Linked DNA regions of Homo sapiens: regions 1 and 3 are each linked to region 2. Evidence: chromatin loops called from intact Hi-C (ENCODE). Cell type or tissue: PC-9. All regions are shown on one strand.

Region 1 (8,000 bases), 150 kb after region 2:
GTAGCTGGGACTATAGGTGCCCACCACCACACTTGGATAATTTTTTTGGTTTCTTTTGTAGAGATGGGGCTTGCCACGTTGCCCAGGCTGGTCTTGAACTCCTGGGCTCAAGTGATCCACCTGCCTCAGCCTCCCAAAGTGCTGGGATTAGAAAGTGTTTTTTAAAGTTCATCTCATGGCATCAATACTACGTAGTTAATTTATACTTCATTTTAGCAGCTAAAATATTTTCTGAATTTTTTTGTTTGTTTGTTTGAGATGGAGTTTTGCTTTTGTTACCAAGGCTGGAGTGCAGTGGTGTGATCTCGACTCACTGCAGCCTCTGCCTCCTGGGTTCAAGCAGTTCTCTTGCGTCAGCCTCCCAAGTAGCTGGGATTACAGGCATGCGCCACCATGCCTGGCTAATTTTGTATTTTTAGTAGAGATGGGGTTTCACTATGTTGGTCAGGCTGGTCTTGAACTCTTGACCTCAGGTGACCCACCTGCCTCGGCCTCCCAAAGTGCTGGGATTACAGGCATGAGCCACTGCAACCAGCCTTATTTTCTGAACTTTCATAATAAACTTCTAAAGAGCTAATTTTTTAAATTATCAAGTAGTTTAGTCTTTTTGGGCTGTTATAGTAAAGCACCATAGACTGGGGGCTGAAAAACAACAGAAATGTATTTCCTTCAGTTCTGGAGGCTGAAAGTCCACCATCAGGGTGCCAATACGGGCAGGTTCTGGTGAGGGCTCTCTAAGGGGTTGCAGACTGAGTCTTCCCATTGGGTAAGGGAGCTCCCTGGGGCCTCTTCCATAAGGGCACTAATCCCATTCATGAGAGCTCTAGCCTTCTGACCTAATCACCTTCCAAAGGCTCTACCTCCTAGTATTGTCACTTTGGAGGTCAGGATTTCAACATACAAATTTTGGGGATCACAAATATTCAGACCATAACATAAAGTGATGCATGCTAATTACAATTTGAAGGCCAGGCATGGTGACTCACGCCTGTAATCCCAGCACTTTGGGAAGCCAAGGATGGTGGCTCACTTGAGGTCAGGAGTTCGAGACCAGCCTGGCCAACATGGTGAAACCCCCTCTCTGCTAAAAATACAAAAATTAGCTGAGCGTGGTGGCGTGCGCCTATAATCCCAGCTACTAGGGAGGCTGGAGCATGAGAATCACTTGAACCTAGGAGGTGGAGGTTGCAGGGAGCCGAGATTGTGCCACTGTACTCCAGCCCGGGTGACAGAGCAAGACTCTGTCTCAAAAAAAAAAAAAAAAAAAAAAAAAAAAAATATATATATATATATATATATATATATATAAATAAATAAATTTGATCTAATTATGAGGGAGGGGAAATGATCTAGTAGTGAAATGATACATGCTGTTGTAGTTTTAGACTGTAGAGGTGAGGAATACAGGATGATGGCTTTAATCCCATTTTTTAATAATGACACATCATTGTATTAGCTGGCAATATCCTATTTGTTCTCCTCTTTAGTTTGTTTGTAATCCCACAGCCAAAGATAAGTCATCCTGCTTGCCCTCCTTTTCTGTAACACTCACCTCCTCATTTAACTTCTTTTTTTTCTGTCTTTTGTTTCACGTTCGGAGGACGGCTTTATATTTTAGGACCAATGTCAACCTCACCATCCTGCCCTGTATTTCTTCTGTTATGTCGCTGCTTTTTTTCTGCCCCTGCAGGATCATTTTCTTCCATCATTTTAATTTATTTTCTTATTCTCTCCACTTCACACGATGAGTCATCAGCCCGACCTCCTTGAAAGAGGCATCCAAGGCTTCGCTTTTACAGGAAAGTGTTTCTAACCCTGCTTTTCACTTGCTCCCACCCTTTCAGTGGGAGTGTGCCAAACTCCTTCCCGCCGTGCCACAGCAGGCACTCAGCAAGCCGCGGGGCACAGCAGGGTGCTGCCAGGGATGCCGTCAAGCCTGGCCAGGCTCACCTTTTTTTTTTAGATGGAGTCTTGCTCTGTCACCCAGGCTGGAGTGCAGTGGCACAATCTCGGCTCACTGCAACTTCCGCCTCCTGGGTTCAAGCAATTCTCCTGCCTCAGCCTCCCAAGTAGTTGGAATTACACGCATGCACCACCATGCCCGGCTAATTTTTCTATTTTTAGTAGAGATGGGGTTTCGCCATGTTGGCCAGGCTGGTCTCGAACTCCTGACTTCAAGTGATCCACCCGCCTCGACCTCCCAAAGTGCTAGGATTACAGGCGTGAGCCACCACACCCAGCCTGAAATCTTTAGTTATCAAAGTTGTATTACATGGGTGCTATGCGGTAGTTTCTGTCCTTGAGGTTTACAGTCTAACAATGTCCTTGGCCTGCTAGGGCGTACATGGGAAAAGTTAGGTAACAGTACCAGACATCCCAGTGGGATATCGCCAGATGCTTAGTTGCCAGATGTTCAGAAGGTGAGGGCTGGTGGAGTTTGGGGTGACCAGGGAGAGCGTGTGGTGTCTGCTAATGAACCAGAAGAAGGGCTGATGTCAGGTGAGGTGCGGAGGGGGCGTGTCTGGGAGCCGGTGGGAGTGGCTTCACTTACATGAGACACACACACACAGGGAGAAGGTTCCCCAAGATTCGGTGTCAGAGTGGTTACCTGCCTGGTGCGGGGGGTAGATTTGGGCCTATAAGTAATTTTCTCTTTTTTTTTTTTTTTGCTTCTCTGTATTGGTTTATTTAGTGAGCATGTATTACTTTGTGTAATTTCGTTAAAACCTGCAAAATGTGTTGCAGGGGACAAGGAGATGCTTGACAGGGCGAGATCCATTTGGTTCTTACTGGAAATAAGTGGTACACTGGTAATGAAATTGGAAAGTGACTCTAGGTCCGATTATAAAGGGGTCTTGCAGTTTGAGTTTATAGCTTCGGTGAAATGACAGGTCTGGCATCAACAGGATGCAGATTTGGCTTAGCAGGTAGTGCTGTGCTTTCACCTGTGCAGGTCGTTCTCTGGGGTCCGTGGTCCATCATGGGAGGGCAGCCACCTCCTTTTGGGGAATGGTGACCTCTTCATGGGGTGATATTTGGGCTTTTTCACCATTCTCTGATTTCCTATTCCTCAAAATGGGGTCTAGGAAAGTTATGAGCCTGTCTATCCGTCTTAGGGTTCTACAGGTTTTCTGTGTGTGGCATATCTGTTTTCTGTGTGCTGTTATTTGAAAAATAAATAAAAGTATATCCTGTATCTTCCAGGTCATCATCCTGTCACAGAATTCTGTGTGACAACGTTAACGTCATTAATACTGGCTAAGGAGAAAATAACCGATGTAGAGTTAGTATACAAATAATTGGGGTCGACCGGGGACAGTGGCTCATGCCTGTAGTAATCCCAGCACTTCGGGAGGCCAAGGCAGGCAGATCACTTGAGGTCAGGAGTTCCAGACCAGCCTGGCCAACATGGTGAAACCCTGTCTCTACCAAAAAATATAAAAAATTAGCTGGGTGTGGTGGTGCATGCCTGTAATCCCAGCTACTCAGGAGGCTGAGGCAGGAGAATTGTTTTAACATGGGAGGTGGAGGTTGCAGTGAGCTGAGATTGCGCCACTGCACTCCAACCTGGCTGACAGAGCGAGACTCCATCTAAAAAAAAAAAAAAAGAAATAACTGGGGCCATGTGAAGACCATGTGATTCTGCAGCACATGCAGCAGGTGTTTACTGAGTGCCTGCTGTATACCAGGCAGTTTCTAGGGGTTGGGGGAATAGCAGGTAACAACATGGACTGTCCCTGACCTCATGGAGCTGATATTCTAGTAGGGGTGACAGGCGGTGCACAAATACCGAGTGTGGCAGATGGTGAGGGGTGCTGTGGAGAAAAGGAAAGTGAGGAAGGGCCCTGGGCATGCTGGTTGGGAGGAGTGTGGTTTCAGGTAGGGGCTTGAGAAGGCATTTCTGAAAGGAGGCATCTGAGTGAAGATCAAAGAGACAGTACTCAGGGCAGCCATGTGTGCCACCAGACAGAGAGGTCTGTGAGGCTGGAGCAGGGTGGATGTGCCTGGTGAGTCTGAGGAACAGCAGGCGAGCAGTGTGACTGGGGCAGGAAAGAGAAGGGAGGGAGAGGAGGGTGTAGAAGGGGGTTAGGTCAGGGAGGTTTGGGGCTGGATCAGGCGCGGTCTTGCGGGCTGGTGTAGGAACTTTGGCATTTCCTTGGAATCAAGTGAGAGAGCTTGCTAAGGTTTTGGTACAGAGCAAGGACATGATCTGACTTAGCTTTTATGAGATTGCCCTGGCAGCTGTGTGAGGGCTGACCACAGGAGGATGCAGAAGGAACATGGGAGCGGTGGTGACTTCCAGAGTGTAGCAGCAAGGTGGTGCACATGATCCCATGTAAGCTGTGTTTTGAAGGTAGAGCTGACAAACGTTGCTGATGGACTGTGTATGGAGCACAAGGGAATTAAACCATGACATGGTGCATGATGCGTACCTCGGAATCCAGCCACAGTGGAGCAACACTGTTCATCATGTGAAACTAATGTCAAGTGGAAGGTCGTTGGCTTTATAGTTTAATTTGTATTTAATCAATGTATCTGTGTCTATTTTGTAGTTTCAGAATAGCACAGTTTATGTGTACCCTTATTATTTGTGTATATTTATACAGTGGAATAGTTAATGACTACCTCAGGGTCCATGAGATTGTTTTTCCCCTTATGAAAGTATGTGGAGTCTTAAAGGGGCCTGAGAAACCCTGCTCTAACCACTGTGATTATCCAGGGACTGATGGAACCGATCTGTTCCCTTACGAAGTGTCACAGTATTGGCAGGACTCTGGACAAGGACAAGGAAGGCTGCATTCCTGTGGCACCACCAGGTGGAAGATGGAGGTATGTTCTCAGGTATGGCCAGTGTCTGCCAAGATGCAATTCCTCAGCTCTACAGTTTTACTACTTTTTCTGGTATGACACAACTAATAGACAACCTTGCAAATCCTAGCTACTCCCATGACTAGATGCAGATACTATTGAAACCTCAGAAGTCTGTGTTGCAAAATAAAGCAAAGAATGCAATAGGTTTTGTTCATAAAAGCATTTTTTTTTTGAGACCAAGTCTCGTTCTGCCACCCAGGCTGGAGTGCAGTGGTGTGGTCTTGGCTCACTGCAACCTCTGCCTCCCGGGTTCAAGCAATTCTTGTGCCTCATCCTCCCGAGTAGCTGGGATTACAGGCGTGTGGCACCATGCCCGGCTAATTTTTGTGTTTTTAGTGGAGATGGGGTTTCACCATGTTGTCCAGGCTGGTCTCAAACTCCTGACCTCAGGTGATCTCCCTGCCTCAGCCTCCCAAAGTGCTAGGATTACAGGCGTGAGCCACCGTGCCTGGCCTGTAAAAGCATTTTTATGAGCATGTGAATAATGAACTCAGTCATTTCAAGATCTTCCAAAACAATTCATTTGTTAGGGAATTGTTAGTAAATATGGCAAATAAAAATTTTTAAAAATACCTCTATTTAAAAAGATGAGTTATATATATTATTTTTCATAGATTAATCTTAGCAAGACAATTTTCTTAGTCCATTTTGTGTTTTGTAACAGAACACCTGCGACTGGGTAATATATAAAGAAATTGGCTCACGATTCTGGTGGCTGGAAAGTCCAGGACGGGGCAGCTGCATCTGGTGAGGGCCTCAGTCTGCTTCCACTCATGGCAGAAAGTGGAAGCGAAGTGGGTGTGTGCAAAGAGATCACATGGTGAGAGAGGATACAAGAGAGCAAAACCAAATAAGCCAGACTCTTTACCAACCGATTGTTTCTGGAACTAATCCATTCCTGCTAGAGTCAGAACTCACCCACCCCAGTGGAACGGCATTAAGTGTATTCATAATGATCCATCCCTATAACCCAAACACCTCCCGCGAGGCCCACCTCCCAACGCTATTACACTGGTGATCAAATTTCAACACAAGTTTTGGTGGGGACAAACAGACTACATCTAAAGCATAGCAAGAACCTAGTGTGTAATATTGTATAATCAAAATATAAGTATTTAAAAAACATTATTCACTTTGGGAGGCCGAGGCGGGCAGATCACAAGGTCAGGAGATCGAGACCATCCCGGCTAAAACGGTGAAACCCCGTCTCTACTAAAAATACAAAAAATTAGCCGGGCGTAGTGGCGGGCGCCTGTAGTCCCAGCTACTTGGGAGGCTGAGGCAGGAGAATGGCGTGAACCCGGGAGGCGGAGCTTGCAGTAAGCCGAGATCCCGCCACTGCACTCCAGCCTGGGCGACAGAGCGAGACTCCGTCTCAAAAAAAAAAAAAAAAACAAAAAAAAAACATTATTATTGAAATGATACTTCACATAATGTACTGATTTACACATGTTGCTACTGTTAATGAGAATTGCATGACTGGACACTTCATTTGCATCAGCGCTTTGCTTCTGACTTGTTAATCTTAACTGTTGTGTCACAAATAACCAGATGTGCACATTCTTATTTGTGCTTATGAACAAAGTAGTTACACTCTACTTGTGCCTTCTTTATATGCCCTTGGCTTCTTCCTTATTAAAAATATCCGTGGGTGAAAGAAAAACAGTAATTGTAGACTCACAGGCACTATAATAATTTGTAATTGCTTCTGCTGTGAATCTCGGCAACATCAGGAATGATTGAGAAGGATTGGTACATAGCCCTGGAATGCACGCCTTTCTTTTAAGGAAGCGCTTCAGAATGCCTTTGATTAAGAAGGATGTCATTATGCAGATGAGCTTGTAATTGTTCTAGTGTTTGAAAAAGGTAATAGCCCCATAATCCTAAGCACGTAGACTTGTACTGAGTATAACTCATGTGCCAGGGACTGTGCTCAGTGTTTGCTACCTATTGCCGCATAACAAACTACCCTGACCTCAGTGGCTCCAAATAACAACTTGTTAATATTTCTCACAGTTCTGTAGGTTGACTGGGCTCAGATGAGCAGTGGTTAGTTATCTGAAGGCTTTGTTGCTTACCTGTCTGGTGAGCGGACCGGGCAGGCTGGGTCGGTTGGGTGCTAATCAAGCAACTCTCTCCAAGTGGCCCCTCTACCTGGGTAGCTTGGGCTTCCTCATAGCATGGAGTCTCAGGGTGGCCAGTCTTGTCATATGGTGGCTGGTTGAGTTCACAGCAAGTGTTCCAGAGCCTTGGGAGGTGGGTGCTAAAAGACTTCTTCTGACCTAGCCTCACAGATCCCAGAATGCCATTTCTACCACATTTTATTGATCAAGCATTTTACCAAGGTAAATGCTTTGCTTCAGCCCAGAAGCAAAGAGAGGAGAATTAGACTCCACCTCTTGATGGGAGGAATAGCAAGAATTTGTGATCATCCTTAATCTACCCTACTGAATAAGTGCTTTACATAAATTATGACATTAATAGGCTTATAAGGGCAAGTTCTATTCTCATCTTTATCTTGCTAATGAAGAGACTGCAGCACAGGGATTTAAGTAACATGCTCAAGGACTGACTGCTAATAAAGGATGCTTCGAGCAATAGAACTAGCTTTGTATGATTCTAAATCCCAATGCACATAATAACTTAACTGTGCCACAAACCAGTTATTTTTGTTATTGTTATATGTTACAAATTATTTGTTCAAAACTGGCATGTAGTAGGGAGAGCACCACTGGTCTGATAGAATGGACTTTTTAAAAATAAGGGGTCTTGTATTAAAAACATAATTTAATAATTTTATTGAATAATTTGAACCAGGTTTGAAGCATTTCCGTGGAAGGAAAACATGCAAATTCCCACAATGTTAGGGTCCTGGTCAGGTTCTTTGGAGTTACAGGTAACTGTTTGTCATTTCTGGGAATGTATGAGATGTGCAGAGGCAAAGTCCAGTATCAGAGATGGTCTCACCTTGATGGCAGTAAAAGGCTCAAATGCGTTTATAATAATACCAACAGCAGCAGCGACAACAATATATTTGTTTAGCACTTTACAGTTTACAGTGAACTGTCCTCATGTTATTTCATTTAGTCCTCAAATAACTCTATGTGGTTGGCTTTTTGTCTTCGATC
Region 2 (8,000 bases):
GGAAATGACATGAGTTGTGCTTAGAAGAACCAATACATGTTTATGGGGCTAAGGGGAAGAAAAAAGCATCTAAAGGAGAAACAGGACATGCAAAGGCCGGAGTGGCAGAAAAGGTGTGACGCATTCAGGAATCAGCAATGAGGAAATGATGGATGACAAGGATGAAAGATATCACATGAACCACTGTATTCCAGACCAGCAGACCTCCGGAGTTCATCCTGGACTACAGGAAATCATGTAGTAAGGAAATTGTTAATAGATCTGTTGTTTTAGAAAGACCATTCTGGAGGAAGTGTAGAAAATGAGTTGAGAGGTAAGATAGGAGGCAGGAATTACAGACATGCAGGTAAGAAGTGATGATGTTCTGATGGAGGCAGTGTCTCCAGGACTACAGAAGAACACATTCAAACAGCAGCAAAAATCAACAGGACTTTTCCACTTATTGCATGCTGCAGGTAACAAAAACAGTTTCACAAGAAAGCTAACAGGTTCAGGTTGAAAGAGGTTGAGTTAGCTATCCACGTTGGGTTCTAGGTGGTGATTATCTATGAGAAAGAGGTAAAGACTGAGACAGAGGTGGAGGTCATCAACTCAGAAAGATGTGTGGGGCTGACATATGCGGAGGCAACAAGTATTAATAAAGAATAACACAACTGCATAGAATAACAAAGAGTGAAGGCATTTTTCCTGTATAAAAGAATGATGAGCATATTTTTAGGCTGAGGAAAATAGGTTAGAAGAGATGAAAGAACTGGAGACACAGAGATTGATGAAATAACTGATAAAGCAATGTCTTTCTGAGAAGAGGAAAGAATATGGGCTTCAAAAACACAGCAAAACAGATTAAACAGTGAAGAGACTTGCTTCCCAAGAAACATGAAAGGGAAATAAGGATGGCTGAATATGTAGGTAAATTTGTAAGATGAATACAGGAAAAAGCATCTGTGTGCCTTTAAATACACACAATAAAAGATGTTTAACAGGAGACTTAAAAGGACTGTGCAAAAGGAGGGTGATGTTAATGCCTATGTGAGCTCCCACTTAAACAGTCACCATCTACATTCTCATGAAATTACGAAGTTCCCTCTCATCATAATGCTGTTTTCAAAACCATTATTTTCACAAACAGGTGATTATTTTTTAAAATACTGATGAACAAAAACATACGTAAGTCATCTGAAAACATAACACATTGTGACTGCATTTTAAATTCTGGTATTTTTCTTCTTATAACTACAAAATATACAGTATGCATATATAATACAATTGTTTACAAGTGTGAAGAAATCAGACTTTAACGTTCTTACTCTCGCACTGGCACTACGTTAATATAAAATTCTGAACCTTTTAAGGACTTCTAGGATTCCTCACTTATTCCTTATTCATAAAAATGAGGAGTTGGCCTAGATAACCTGTAAGATGTTTTCCCACTCCAAAGGAGCTCCTGAAGCTAGTGCTGTTATGCAAAATAAATGTGTCTTCTACATGTTTATGAATTATGTATTTCCCATTTTGTCCATATTAAAAAATATGTATTTTTCCCTTTTGTTATAAAGAACATTAGTGGGCCAATTGGTAAAATTCAATAAAGGCTAGATTAGCTAACAGTATTGTATCAATGTTAATTTCCTAATTTTGGTAACTGGACTACAGTTATATATTAACATCTGTGTTTTAAAGAAATACATAGTATTTTAAAAAGGTAAAAAGAATATCATGTCTAAAACTTATTCTCAAAGAGTTCAGAAAAAAAGAATAAAGCAAATATGGTAAAACAGTATTTGGAAAATCTACATGGATATATGAAGTTCTTTGTGATATCCTTGCAAAATTTCTGAAATCATTCAAACTAAAATTTTAAAATTATAATAAGATATTGTTCAGAAAGGGGGAAGAGAAGAGCAAATGGGTAAAACTTGTAAGACCTCGTATGTACTATCTAATAAATACAATGAACTTCTGTTTTGTTTATTGTTTTTTTAAGAGACAGGGTCTCGCTCTGTAGCCCAGGCTGGTGTAAAGTGGTATGATCATAGCTCACTGCAGCCTCAAACTCCTGGGCTGAAGCGATCCTCCTGCCTCAGCCTCCTAAAGTGATGGAATTACAGGGCCTTGAAGTTCCTTGATCACTAGCTCACCTTGGTGTTAAAATTAAATTTTAATATTCTCAGCTGCAAAAATGAACGGAGAATGACTGGTCAAATAACTGTTTGTCTGATAAATGTAAACTTGTTAGTTTGTCCAAACTTAAAACTCTTAGAATGATTTTTTTAAAAGGAAACTAGAAGACAAAGTTTCCCTAGTACAGTATTAAATTGTGGACAGAACTACAGCATGCATGGCTTCAAAAATGTCGAAAGTATAAATTCTCTAAATTCTAATTTTTCCTGGTAAAGTATAATAGTCAATACAAAATCAAGCTGTTCAATGCTAAAATTCTGATATTCCTAATTGTCAGACTTTGAAATGCTATTGTACAAGACAAATTTTTTTTTGAAAATTGAGGCCCTTTGTGACTCTGTATAATGGGAATTATCCTGTCTCCTAAGAGACGTAGGTATCAAGAGCACCAGAGGACAGTCCAGAAACTACCTACTTAAGGAGGAATCTTAAGTGTCTTTTTGTGCCTACATAAGTTTATAATTAATATCTTCAGAGTTCCTTAGTAGAGACTATGGGCCTAGAAAATTAATTACAGGTATTTCAAGGAGAAAATGACTTGTAGAACATCTGGCTAAAGAGGTATTGTATCCTGAGATAAAAGCAAACACGCTCCAGGATACCTTCCAAGTACTGTGAATTAACTCAATGAAGTTTTAGCATTCATGAAATATTTCCAAATTTGTGCTAATAATTTTTTTTCATATAGTTAGCATTAAGCTAAACTGGAAAAATCCAGCAAAAGTGGTTTAGTTACTTCAGATTTTTGAGGTCAAATCCATATTTCCCTAGAATAATTCATTCAGGATTAATATGTGCACCAACGGGCCAGGCCCAGCGGAGACAAAGGGAGGAGCTGGACGCCACACTGCATGGCCGGGAGGCTACTGGATGATAGATGCCAATATGTAGCCAAAAGGATAGGATTAAAATAGTGCTCTCATTACAGCGCTACTGATGATGAAGACAAAAGCTCTGTACTTCCTGGACAACTCAGTGCATCTAAGACAGCACTTTGTTAAACGAGGGTATGGATGGAACAAGAAGCTTCCCAGAGAGCAGCAAGTACAAAAACAGGGAGAATTAAGAGAACATGGTGCATTCAGAGAACAATGTGATAACGAATGCTTATTTTACATACTTTTAAAATGCAGATTTGAGTATTTCAACTCTGCTTCTGAGAAGTAGGCTTTATCAGCACTTTCAAAGAAGCATTAACAGCCTGATCCAGGGTGAGTGAAAGATCTGATGTGTAAGTCAGATGTTTGGAATCAATAAATGCTTCAAAGAGTAATAAAGTGATAGTAAATGTTTCTAGGGTCAGATGAAACACTATACAATAAACAGTGGTGGAAATATGTTGCCAAAAACTTGCTTACTTTGTAAGACATTTGTTTGAAAAACCTGAATCTAAGAAACTGAGAGAACTTTGAGGACAGGAACGAAGTTCTATCTTTCCATTTACAGTTTCTGGTTCATAGGAGGTGCTCAGTTAACTTTTGCATAATCAATCAATCAATCTTAATACCACAACAGTTTAAGACAGCTTAAAACAAATGCCACTGTGCTATTTAAGGGAGGGCAAACAAACTAATGGTTCTGAGATTTAATAATATATAGGACTACTTCTTTATAGTTTGTCAAACTATGCAAAAGCTTTTACAATATTTAACATAACTCCTTCCTTAGCCAGGAATGCTCTCTTTCCCCTACCATATCATTAACATAATTTAATAAGCTCTAATATTACTGAAGATCAGCAATACAAGTAGTATTGCCTGGACATTAAGACATACCTCATTACAATGGAAGAAGAATCAAGGAATTGAACTACCTTTAAATAGCTATTGCAGTAATGCTACACACCGGTAGGCGGCAAACATGGCCTTGATAGGCACACTGTTGAGGTCAGTGAAGTTTTACTGGAACACAGCCAAGCTTGTCCATTTATGTAATGTCTACGGCTGCTTATACACTGCAAAGGCCGAGTGAGTAGTTGTGAAACAGAAGAAAGTTTACCAGCTCGTCCTATACAGTTCTCTGCAAATTTATAGTTTCTTACTAGACCCATTTCAGATTTTAAAACAGAAGTTATGTAACAGTCTTCAGTATAAACAGGTAATTTTTTAAGTATGCTGATTTCAAAAATGAAAAATAGATAACATTCCCCACCCACCATCATCACTTTTGTCAAAGTCCTGGCAGCACCTGTTTTCAAAAAAACTGACAGACTTTGCTTGCTAGGAAGACAGGTTTGAGTGATTTTCTTCCTTTACAAAAAACAGTACCTCAGGTTTGTTTGGCTATTCAGCAGGACAGTAGGAGAACGGGCAAAAAGGTAAAACAAGGCAGCAGAGAAGAAAGAAGAACTGCCAAATCAAAACACCAAGAAAGCAAATAGCACAGTATCAAGACCTACAGAAGAAAATGTCCATTAGCATCATGACAAGGGAGGGAAAAGACACTATGGTAACTCAAGCATTATAGCAGGGACTGTTTCAAATATTTGTACTAAAATTACTTCAAGTGCATAACTGTAAAAGTTTGTGTACATTTCCCGCATACTAGTAAGTTAGGCTTGAATTAGTTTTTCCCCTAAATATATATTATAATAAATTTTTAAAATTTAAATTTAATAGAAAATTTTCAATGCAAAAACATTTAAAAATAAAAATCACAGCCGACTCTTTAAGCTTTATTTAAAACTTTGGTTTCCTTATGAGACTGATATACTTAAAACTGATATACTGGCTAATATACTGGCTTTCTCCTTTAACTGACAGATTACAATCACCATTGACAAAGAATCCAAGATGCGCAACTAAATTATTTGACAGAAAAGGACAATAAAACATATTCCTAAATTAAGTTTTACTCCTTAAAAACAAATTTAAAAAAACCCAAATACTACACAGTGTGTAACAATTACCCTGTATATTGTAGATATCAATGAATGATTGACTAAATAATGTACTAAATAAACATTTTTTAAAAGTCATAATCTACCATTTAGAGTTTCCTATGTGCGAGGCATCTAGCTAATTGTGTTACATGCATCTACTCATTCAATATGTAACCAACCAAAGAGATACTTAACAAACAAATGCGCTTAAAGTAAAGCTCTATAAAAATATTCACCAATTTTTATATTCAAGAGAAATAGCAAACTATCAAAAAATAACATTTGTTGCAGAATAGTGGAAATAATGTTTAAAAGCAGTAAAATTAGAAAACAAGGTTTTAAAATTAGAAAATGGTTTCAAAATTATACCTATTTTTGTTTTCTACTGACATCTCTTCTGAACTTTTGCTTTCTTCTTTAAAATACTGGCCTGAGCTAGATGGATTAGCAAAAGTAGATATGAAAGGTCCCAGAGACTGAAAAGCTGCTTGGCGAACCTAGGAAGATAAAAAGGACAATAATAAAGGAATCATTTTGAAAAAGAATTATATACGCACACATTATGTATATTTAATAATCTACTTTCAAATGCCGAAGTATGTTTAGGATAATAATGAAGCTTTTCTAAAGGAAGCCCAGATTCAGAACTTTAGCTAGGACTGAAAAATTCTTACAAGCTATTTTCTCTGGCTGGGCGCAGTGGCTCATGCCTGTAATCCCAGCACTCTGGGAGGCTGAGCTGGGCAGATCGCTTGAGTCCAGCAGTTTGAGACCAGCCTGGGCAACATGGCGAAATCCAGTCTCTACAAAAAATACCAAAGTTAGCAGGGCGTGGTGGCGCATGCCTGTGGTCCCAGCTACTCGGCAGGGCCTGAGGTGGAAGAAGCGCGTGAACCCATGAGGCTAAGTCTGTAGTGAGCCGTGATCACACCACTGTACTCCAGCCTGGGTGACAGAGCAAGACTGTCTAAAAAAAAAACCCCAAACAAACCCCTATTTGCTCTTTTTTACTTTCAATTGTTTTTATCCTCTCTTGAATGTTTGAACCATGATAATCTAAGTATGAGATACTATGAAACATTTGCATAGAACAAAACTAAAGAAGGTCCTGCTGTGTTCTCAAGAACAAAAAGAATAAGGAAAACCAAGAGTGCCACAAAGAACATAAAAATCAATAAAGCCAACAAAATGTGATAAATACATTTAATGTTTTCAGGTAGGAAAGACTTTAATTTGTTCACTAGAAGGAAGCAAGACAGACGTACCAGAAACATAATGTTAACTTAAAGTATGTCACAAAGATCTTGAAGCATATACTATTGTTCTTGATGACTGTCTCATGTAGGAGGGGTGATAAAGAAGTTATAGAATTCCACTTCATGTCGTATTTCTGTATTATTTTTAAAATCAGGAATTTTTAAAACATTTGAAAATGAGAGGTTTTATGGAAGGATGGACACAATCGGACAAAGGCAACAACAATGGGAAACTGGTATGTTACTAAAACCTTGACTTTGCCACACACCAATTTCCCTGAAGTTTAGCATTCCTTTTCCTTTTGAGACAGCTCTTGCTCTGCTGTGGAGGCTGGAAAACAGTGGTGCTACCATGGCTCACTGCAGCCTCAAAATCCTTGGCTTAAGTGATCTTCCAACCTCAGCCTCATGAATAGTTGGGGACTATAGGCATGTGCCACCACATCCAGTTAATTTTTCTATTTTTTTTGCAGAGACAAGTCCTTGCTATGTTGCCCAGACTGGTCTTGAACTCCTAGCCTCAAGCAATCCTCCCACCTCCTCCTCCCAAAGTGTTAGGATTATAGGTGTGAGTCACTGCTCCTGGCTAGCATTTCTTTTCTTTAAAAAAAAAAAAAAAGCATAATAATACCTTTTTCAAGTTTAAGATAATAATTATATAGTAAGCATGATTTTTACAAAAGCAAATAAATGTAGAGATATCTATTATTAGTATTTACCTACTCTTGGAGAAGCATACATAAAAAATGACTCAATTGATTTTTTAAAAAGGCTAGAATTATATGCATGAGAGGGAAAAGAATAGCTTGTATGTGTGTAAACTAAGGGTTTTTCTCCCCTTCGTAAGTCACTTACTTACGAAACATTATGGAAACATTACTTCCATAAAAGGATAAAAGGTCACTTTTAACGCTGTATGCACGAATTTAATCTTCTCTGAATACTGTTAAATCTCTGAGCTTGTTCCCAATAAAGGACATAGAAAACTTAATTTATCTAAATCATTAGTTTAGCTTGTTGTTAGATTAGAATGAAAAAAGTTTAATGTGGAGGAGAGAGATCACAGTGTCTAATAAGTTAATTAAATCCTACTATTAATCTACCTCCTTGATTTCACAAAAACAGAAACTGAAATCCAAATAAAATGACTTCTTCAGTGTTACCCTATAGTTACAATGAAATCAGGACTGAAGTCCAATTTTAACTCTCCAACACATCCCACTGCCTGTAATTGAGTAATTTTCCAACACTATAAAAATATTTCTACTTTGAGCTATTCCTCAAAATAAAGTGATTTTAAGCTATTATTTTTACTAGTTTCAATGACTTTAAGAAATAAACAACTAATGACTTTAAACAAAGGTTCTGGAAACCACTAAAAAACCCACAAGTCACTCAAAGAATAAATATTAACGAATTTCAGAAATAAAATTAACTTTTAATTCAATTTTAACTTTTGAGAAGGGACAATACAGTAGATTATAACCTTCCCCAAATGGCTTAACATTGTTCGGACAAAAGACTATCTTGTCTTTTTTTTGCACCTAAATAGGCATAGGATTTACACGTGTGTGTGTGTGTGTGTGTGTGTGTGTGTAAAATAGGCATAAGATACACATTTTTCTCAGACAGGTGCAGCATATATAGCCTGCCCTCTGTATCCACAGGTTCTGTGGATTCAA
Region 3 (8,000 bases), 200 kb after region 2:
TTGATTTGCATTTCTCTAATGACCAGTGACAATGAACTTTTTTCCATATGTTTTTTGGCCACAAAAATGTCTTTTTTTGAGAAGTGTCTGTTCATATCCTTTGCCCACTTTTTGATGGGGTTTTTTTTTCTTGTACGTTTGTTTAAGTTCTTTGTAGATTCTGGATATTAGCCCTTTGTCAGATGGATAGATTGCAAAATTTTTCTCCCATTCTGTAAGTTGCCTGTTCACTCTGATGATAGTTTCTTTTGCTGTGCAGAAGCTCTTTAGTTTAATTAGCTCTCATTTGTCAACTTTGGCTTTTGTTGCCATCGCTTTTGGTATTTTAGTCATGAAGTCTTTGCCCATGCCTATGTCCTGAATGGTATTGCCTAGGTTTCTTCTAGGGTTTTGGGGTTTTAGGTCTTAGGTTTAAATCTTTAATCCATCTTGAGTTAACTTTTGTATAAGGTGTAAGGAAGGGGTCCAGTTTCAGTTTTCTGGATATGGCTAGCCAGTTTTCCCAACACCATTTATTAAATAGGGAATCCTTTCCCCATTGCTTGTTTTTCAAAGGTTTTTCAAAGATCAGATGTTTGTAGATGTATGGCATTATTTCTGGGGCCTCTGTTCTGTTCCATTGGTCTATATATCTGTTTTCATACCAGTACCATGCTGTTTTGGTTACTGTAGACTTGTAGTATAGTTTGAAGTCAGGTAGCGTGATGCCTCCAGCTTTGTTCCTTTTGCTTAGGATTGTCTTGGCTATACGGGCTCTTTTTTTGTTCCATATGAAATTCAAAGTAATTTTTTCTAATTCTGTGAAGAAAGTCATTGGTAGCTTGATGGGGATAGCATTGAATCTATAAATTACTTTGGGCAGTATGACCATTTTCACGATATTGATTCTTCCTATCCATGAGCATGGAATGTTCTTCCATTTGTATGTGTCCTCTCTTATTTCGTTGAGTGGTGGTTTGTAGTTCTCTTTGAAGAGGTCCTTCACATCCCTTGTAAGTTGTATTTCTAGGCATTTTATTCTCTTTGCAGCAATTGTGAATGGGAGTTCATTCATGATTTGGCTCTCTATTATTGGTGTATAAAAATGCTTGTGATTTTTGCACATTGATTTTGTATCCTGAGACTTTGCTGAAGTTGCTTATCAGCTTAAGGAGATTTTTGAGCTGAGACAATGGGGTTTTCTAAATATGCAATCATGTCATCTGCAAACAGAGACAATTTGACTTCTTCTTTTCCTATTTGAATACCCTTTTTTTCTTTCTCTTGCCTGGTTGCCCTGGCTAGAATTTCCAATACTATGCTGAATAGGAGTGGTGAGAGAGGGCATCCTTGTGCCGGTTTTCAAAGGGAATGCTTCCAGCTTTTGCCCATTCAGTGTGATACTGGCTGTGGGTTTGTCATAAGTAGCTCTTATTATTTTGAGATACATTCCATCAATACCTAGTTTATTGAGAGTTTTTAGCATGAAGTCGTGTTGAATTTTATCAAAGGCCTTTTCTGCATCTATTGAGATAATCATGTCATGTAGTTTTTGTGATTGGTTTTGTTTATGTGATGGATTACGATTATTGATTTGCATATGTTGAACCAGCCTTGCGTCCCGGGGATAAAGCCAACTTGATTGTGGTGGATAAGCTTTTTGACATGCTGCTGGATTCAGTTTGCCAGTATTTTATTGAGGATTTTTGCGTTGGTGTTCATCAGGGATATGGGCCTGAAATTTTCTTTTTTTGTTGTGTCTCTGCCAGGTTTTGGTATCAGGATGATGCTGGCCTCATAAAATGAGTTAGGGAGGAGTCCCTCTTTTCTATTGTTTGGAATAGTTTCAAAAGGAATGTTAGCAGCTCCTCCTTGTAGTGGGAGGTATCATTCTTAATCTGGAGGGATAGGAAGCTTGAAGGCCGTTGCAGGAGTCCAGGAATGAATCAAGTGTTAGTGCTTGGTTTTCACAGATTGGTGGTGCCTAGCGTTTTGTGTGGCAGCAGCCAAAACTTTGTGGTTCCTGATTTCATAATTATAGATTTACATGTGATTAATAAGTGTGACAATTCAAACAGCAGGGGTTGTCATTTCAGAATAAGTGGTTGTTCTCAGAGAGGAATCTCATATGAGGGATCCATTTCCCAGGAAGTAGATGGAACCAATTGCTGGGCATGAGTACGTCTCTGATATCGACTATACAAATGATTATACAATGAAACACTATCTGGCCCACAGGTAGGGTTTTACTGTACTTTATTTCAGGTTCTGGAGTCAGAATCGGGTTTATTCTAATGTCTCCCCGGCAGTCAATAATTTGAGCCCCTTTCATTACTGTTAAGGCTGCAGCGGCTATCTTCAGAGCCTGTCAGGCTATGAGTAACTTGAGCTATGCAACGTGAAACCAGAAAGCACTAGTAAAGTACTTGTGAGTTCTAGAAATTTGACTTTTTTTTTTTTTTTTTTTGAGAAATTTAGGCCAGTGTGGTGACTCAAGCCTATAACCCCAGCACTTTGGGAGGCTGAGGCCGGAGGATCATTTGAGCCTGGGAGTTTGCGTTAGCCTGCCCCACATAGCAAGACCTTGTCTCTGCAAAAAAACCCCTAACATTTAAAAATAGCAGGGTGTGGCGGTGCACACCTGTAGTCTCGGCTACTGGAGAGGCTGAAGCGAGAGGATCACTTGAGCTCAGGAGTTCGAGGCTGCAGTGAGCTATGATTGCACCACTGCATTCCAGCCTGGGTGACAGAGCAAGACCCTCTCTCTTAAAAAAATAAAGGAAAAATGTACACTTAGCAGGGAAGTTGATTTAACCTAGTGAGAGCCTTAAGAGGTTTTGACTAGGACTCAAAAGAGTTTGGTTCTGACTCTACCAACCAGCTATGTGACCTTGAGGAAGTCACACTGTTTCCTCTTTACCAAAACGAGGGGACTGGACAAGACGGCCTGTGGTATTCTCAGAATCTTACGAAATGGAATAATATATACATAGATGGGTTTCCGTCAGTGTGGCCCTAAAGACAGGCCTCTCTGATCCTGTCTCTCTCTTCCAAGGCTCCTTCTTCACCCAGTAGGCTTCATTCTCTTTTCTGAGTCCTACCTCTGTGTCTTCACATGCGACAGCCACTATTACCCTGGCACTTTCCTTGTGTGTGTGTCACAGCCCTAGCGAGTTTCCTGCGGGGAAGGGCATTCCCAGCGCGGAGTGACTCCTTAGCCTGGCTCCTGGCCTGTCCTCAGCAAACCGCGGGTAGGGTGTGCCCCTGGTGGCCAGCCGAGGAACAGCAGTCGCCCCTGGAGGTCGGGAACTGCATCCACTTGAGCGGTCCCAAGCCACGGGTCAGAGAGGATTCGATGGTGGTGTTCTTTGCAGAAATGTTTCCCTTTCTGAGACAAACTAAAACTTTGTCTATCCTTTCGTCCTGTTATTTCTTTCCTATCAAGTGTGTAAGAATGTACATTTGACAGTGCATTCTAAAAGAGGTGAGAGTTAAAATGTTTCAAAATAAAGAGACAGTGACTTTGTTGTTTGAAAAATCAGTGCTTATATCTAAATTTGAGCAGACTTGCTGCTGTAACTCTTCAGACAAGTTGGCGTTGACGCTTGAGCCCTTTGTAGAGGATGATGAGTAAAGCTGAACATTGAGCATTGTCAAGTGACTTCTTCCCTTTTCCGCCTTCAAGGGCGTTTTGGGGCTGGCCTTGCAGGATTGATTTGTTGGCTGCTTTGAGACTTGTGTCCATTGTTTTGAGCACATCCCTTGGGAGAGTAAATGATAGATTCCAAAGGGGTGCTTTTCAGACCAGCGCCCCCACCGAGAAGATGCACCCTCAGCCCTGTGCCCCAGGGGCACGTGAGGGAACTGAGCAAGCACCTGCAGCCTAAGGAGGAAGGCCCCGGGGCACACAGAAACCAGGCGAGGTTTGTCACTGGGTGATAGGGTAAGCCTGGGTATCAAGGAATGAAAAAAAGGAGCAAATCGAGGAGTTGTCTCCTGAGCTCAGAGGGGCCACAGGTGGGGCAGCCCCATCACCACTGTGTGCTGGTCCTCCTGCCGTGTGCCTGGCCCTGCTTAAGAACTCCTGGAGGCCAGGGAGGGTGGAATGGTATCTCCCCGCCAATGGGGTCTAGCCTGCTGTTGGCATGGGAAAGGGAGGGTTTGGGGAATGCCTGTTGGGCGAGTGAAGAATGAGTGAATGAACGATTGAATGGAATAGCCCTGAGAAGGAGAATTCCTAAACTGTGATGGAGAAAGGTAGAAATGAGCGTGGTCGGTGTTGGGGAGAGGTCCCCACCCTGCCTCCTTGGCAGTTTGTAGGAATCAGCTGGCCTCATGAAAGTGTGCTGCCTGCTGTAAGGGGCAATTTCCTAATCTTCAAGGGCAGGGCAGGGCAGGCTGTCACAGTTCCTCAGTGTCCAGTTTCTTGGGGGCTACGTGGGCTACAGTCTGGCAAGGATTTGCTCCTCCACAGGGGGTCTTAAGAACAACTGAGATGAAAAGAGTTGTGGTTTGGGGGACTGCGAGGGAACATGAGCCAGAATCCATACTTGAGGTGCAGCTCAGAAATAGCAGCGGCATCAATTGGCATCTCAGGAGCTGATGTTTTGATTCTGCCGTCACCTCTTTGAACTCTGTGCATCGATTTGCACGATGCAGATAAACAGCAGCTTTGGTGCTGTGTTTGTTAGGGCTCAGGGTCAGTGCAGGCTGCTCTCCTTGGGAGGCGAGACCTTCTGGAGAGGGGTTTTCTGATGAGTATTAAAAGCCAAGTCCCCTGTTGCCCCAGGTTTGCTGGAATTGTCCCCCAAACACAGGGCTGAGAAGGAGTAAAAATAATTCAGATTGCCAACTGGTATTTCAAATCCCACTTCATATTTCAGTGTCTGAAGAAAACCACATTTCTCTGAATTTCAACATTTCATCCTTGATCTTTTGGCTTTCAAATTTATACCTTTAATGTAAGAGAACTGAATCAGCTATTTTTTCATTCTCTCGATAAATCACTTGTTCCCGTTTTGTGTATAGTTTTCAGAACGCCTCCACGATCCTTCCAGTAGGAACATGTTGGCAACGGCGATCGGTGTTGATAAAGCCTTGGGTCCTGTGTCCTCTGCCCTTCCTGCCTGTCTCAGAACAGCAGCCATTAACAATTGAGGGCAGATGCTTTTTTCTACTTTCTTCTACTTTTGGGGCAACTTCCTGACTTTATTTTCTAACTCCTCCATGAAATTTTAATTTCTGCCATCATATTTTTAATATATATATTTTTTGAGACAGAATCTCACTCTGTCACCCAGGCTGAGTGCAGTGGCACAATCATAGCTCACTGCACCCTTGAATTCCCGGGCTCAAGCCATCTTCCTGCCTCAGCCTCCCAAGTAGCTGGGACTACAGGCCCATGTCGCCACACCCGGCTAATTTTTACATTTTTTTGTAGAGTCAGGGGTCTTGCTATGTTGCCCAGGCTGGCCTTGAACTCCTGGCCTCAAGTGTTCATCCTGCTTTGGCCTCCCAAAGTGCTAGGATTACTGGTGTGAGCCACTACACCTAGCCATATTTTAAATTTCTAAGAGGTTGGTTGTATTCTCAACGATCTTTTAAAATAACATCCTGCTGTTTTGTGTGTGTGTGTGTGTGGAGGGGAGCATATAAATGTCAGGTATTTCTTAGTGAGTGATTATATTGAAAAAGTTAAAAATGTAAGTTGAAAGCTCTGTTTGTATTGGGGCTTGTCAACTGCTGCACACATGGCCTTTGGTTAGGGGATCCCAAATATCGGGAACTCTAGAGCTTTTTTTCTCCTACCTAAAGGGGAGCCTTCACTGCTTCTGTGTGGGCTTATCCAGCTTAGGGTGAACAGCACCTGGCCCCTCCCTTACCTGTGCCTGATGTCCCCAAGCCCAGCTCCGTCCGATGCAGGCTTCCTGGAGAGTAAAGCTCTGACCCTGGTTATGTGGCCTGGGGCTCCAAGGGTATGTTGTTGTGTGGCCTTTCAACTGATCTGTTTTCAGCCCTCCATTGCTTGATGTTTCCTGAGGTTCTGCGGCATGAATTGACTTGCTTCTTTATTGGCTTCTCTCCCTGCCAGCAGTTTGGTTTCAGCTTCTTCATTCTCAGGGACCGCTTGTCCTCCTGGATTTTGTTGATATCACTTGTCTGGTGTTGTCTCTTCTCCTATCTCTTTGACTTTGTGAATTTGTGTCTTTTATTTCTTAAACCACTTTACAAGGGCTTTGGAAGGGAGTGGATATAAATGCGTGCATTGAATTTCCAGTGTGTAATTGGACCCTCGTCATAATCAGCTTTAAAGAATTATTTAAGAGAGAAAGAACTGAGACAAGACCATTATATAATTAAGCAAAATTTGGAAGTTATTACCCAACCATCAGATTCTACAGAGAAAATGCTAGAAACATAGAAACTAGAATTAATAGGTCTTAAAGGGTGATGCCTAGAGAAACAGATTACGTGTCTTTTGAATGCAAGGTTTTGAACAGAATGAATTCTGTTTCTGCCCAAACAATGTGGTATGTTCACGTACTTCTTCTCTAGAGCCCTCCCAAGATTTCAGAATTTCTGAAAATACATCCATAGTGAACATGTTCATTTTTGGTTAAATATTGTATACATGTCAGACATGTTTCTGAAACTGATTTTTACCATACTTCTTTTCTTTCTGTGAAAGCAATACAATTTTATTATAGAAAATATTGGTGAGAAATAGAAGAAAATATCCCCCCACTCCCTCTCCCAGTCTCATCAACCAGAAATAGCCAGTCGTGTCCTCTGGTAATCTGTGAGGTCAGTTAACCTCACAACCTGTGAGTTGCCGCCCTTCATCTTCACGGTTGTATCCTCATTCTTTCCTAGGACACTGGGGTTGGGAAATCAAGCATCGTGTGTCGATTTGTCCAGGATCACTTTGACCACAACATCAGCCCTACTATTGGGTAAGTTCCTGTATGTCATTCTCCTTCGCGTTGCTTCCTTTCACGGCATCAGAATGACCACTCTGTCTGTGCCTGAGCCTTCAGGCAGGGCCACAGTTTTCATCCCAGCCAGTGAGAATCAATCCCAGCTGTAGACCGACAGAAATTCAGGGACTTCTGAGTATGTGTCCAGGCTTACTGTCCCTGTCGGTCATTTTTTTTTTCCTAGTCAGCCTTCCTCATGCTACCTCCTAAGGTCATTTCCTTGATCTCTGAGAGCATTATTCTGCAAATCTTGGCGTTATTTCCAGTTGGAAGACGATATGCAGAGCAAACCCCTGATAGTTCTGCTTTAAGTTGCCTGCTAATAAACCCTGAAAATGCCATCCACCCGTACCTCAGCACTGTCTGCAAAGTCTGTGGAGCAGATTGACTTTCCTTTTCTGGAATTATCTTTTTTTTTACTTCTTGAGACTGAGTGTTGCTCTGTCACGTTGCCCAGGCTGGAGTGCAGTGGGGTGATCTTGGCTCACTGCAACCTCCACCTCCAGGGTGGATTCTCCTGCCTCAGCCTCCTGAGTAGCTGGGATTACAGGTGCGCACCACCATGCCTGGCTATTTTTTTGTATTTTTAGTAGAGATGGGGTTTCACCATGTTGGTCAGGCTGGTCTTGAACTTCTGACTGAAAGCAGTCCACCTGCCTCAGCTTCCCAAAGTGTTGAGATTACAGGCATGGGTCACTGCGCCCAGCCCCTTTTCTGGAATTATCTAATGCCAGCATTTCCACTGTCATGTGTGGGGAGGGGTGGAAGTGCATTGTTAAATTCTCCTGAGCTTGGGATGCAAAATTGTTTTCCTGTTCATCTCCCCTTTCCAGTGGGCTCCTTGGCCGCGTGTGCTTTGGCTCTGCTGTTCGGGAAGTGCCTGCTTTTTCATTCTTAGAACGTGGCCTCTGCTTATTTTTCACCCTGAAGATATCAAGTCTTTGTAGGCAATGTATGTCTTTGTCTGTATGTTTTGGGAAACCTGTAGGATTGTTGAGAATGGGAGAGTGTATCAGAAGTGGAGAAAAATCATGGCAGGGAATA

Evidence for each region. Peaks named below come from ENCODE experiments on the same cell type or tissue, not always from the same donor. Only the 100,000 strongest peaks of a DNase experiment are listed, where the experiment ranks them.
Region 1: a loop joins it to region 2, with 6 times the contacts of the local background. A loop is called at or near these places in 12 of 110 quality-filtered maps.
Region 3: a loop joins it to region 2, with 14 times the contacts of the local background. A loop is called at or near these places in 41 of 110 quality-filtered maps.

The regions. Positions count from the first base shown.
Region 1 is chr18:9,718,022-9,726,021 of GRCh38, forward strand. All of the region lies in intron 1 of RAB31 (RAB31, member RAS oncogene family), which reads left to right. Among named protein-coding and RNA genes, the nearest start is that of RAB31, 14 kb to the left of the region's middle. RefSeq lists a silencer at 4,785-4,844. In PC-9, a CTCF peak has its summit at 4,801; DNase peaks (open chromatin) are centred at 1,510, 1,780 and 4,880; H3K4me3 peaks cover 839 bases; H3K27ac peaks cover 3,267 bases.
Region 2 is chr18:9,571,633-9,579,632 of GRCh38, forward strand. PPP4R1 (protein phosphatase 4 regulatory subunit 1) reads right to left here. Exons shown (of 20, transcript NM_001042388.3): 10 at 5,432-5,559. Among named protein-coding and RNA genes, the nearest start is that of PPP4R1, 39 kb to the right of the region's middle. RefSeq lists enhancers at 2,598-3,108, 3,109-3,619. In PC-9, CTCF peaks have their summits at 4,002 and 4,202; a DNase peak (open chromatin) is centred at 4,059; H3K27ac peaks cover 2,876 bases.
Region 3 is chr18:9,768,426-9,776,425 of GRCh38, forward strand. RAB31 (RAB31, member RAS oncogene family) reads left to right here. Exons shown (of 7, transcript NM_006868.4): 2 at 6,853-6,932. Among named protein-coding and RNA genes, the nearest start is that of RAB31, 64 kb to the left of the region's middle. RefSeq lists an enhancer at 2,940-2,989. In PC-9, CTCF peaks have their summits at 3,198 and 3,399; no DNase peak of the experiment used is centred here.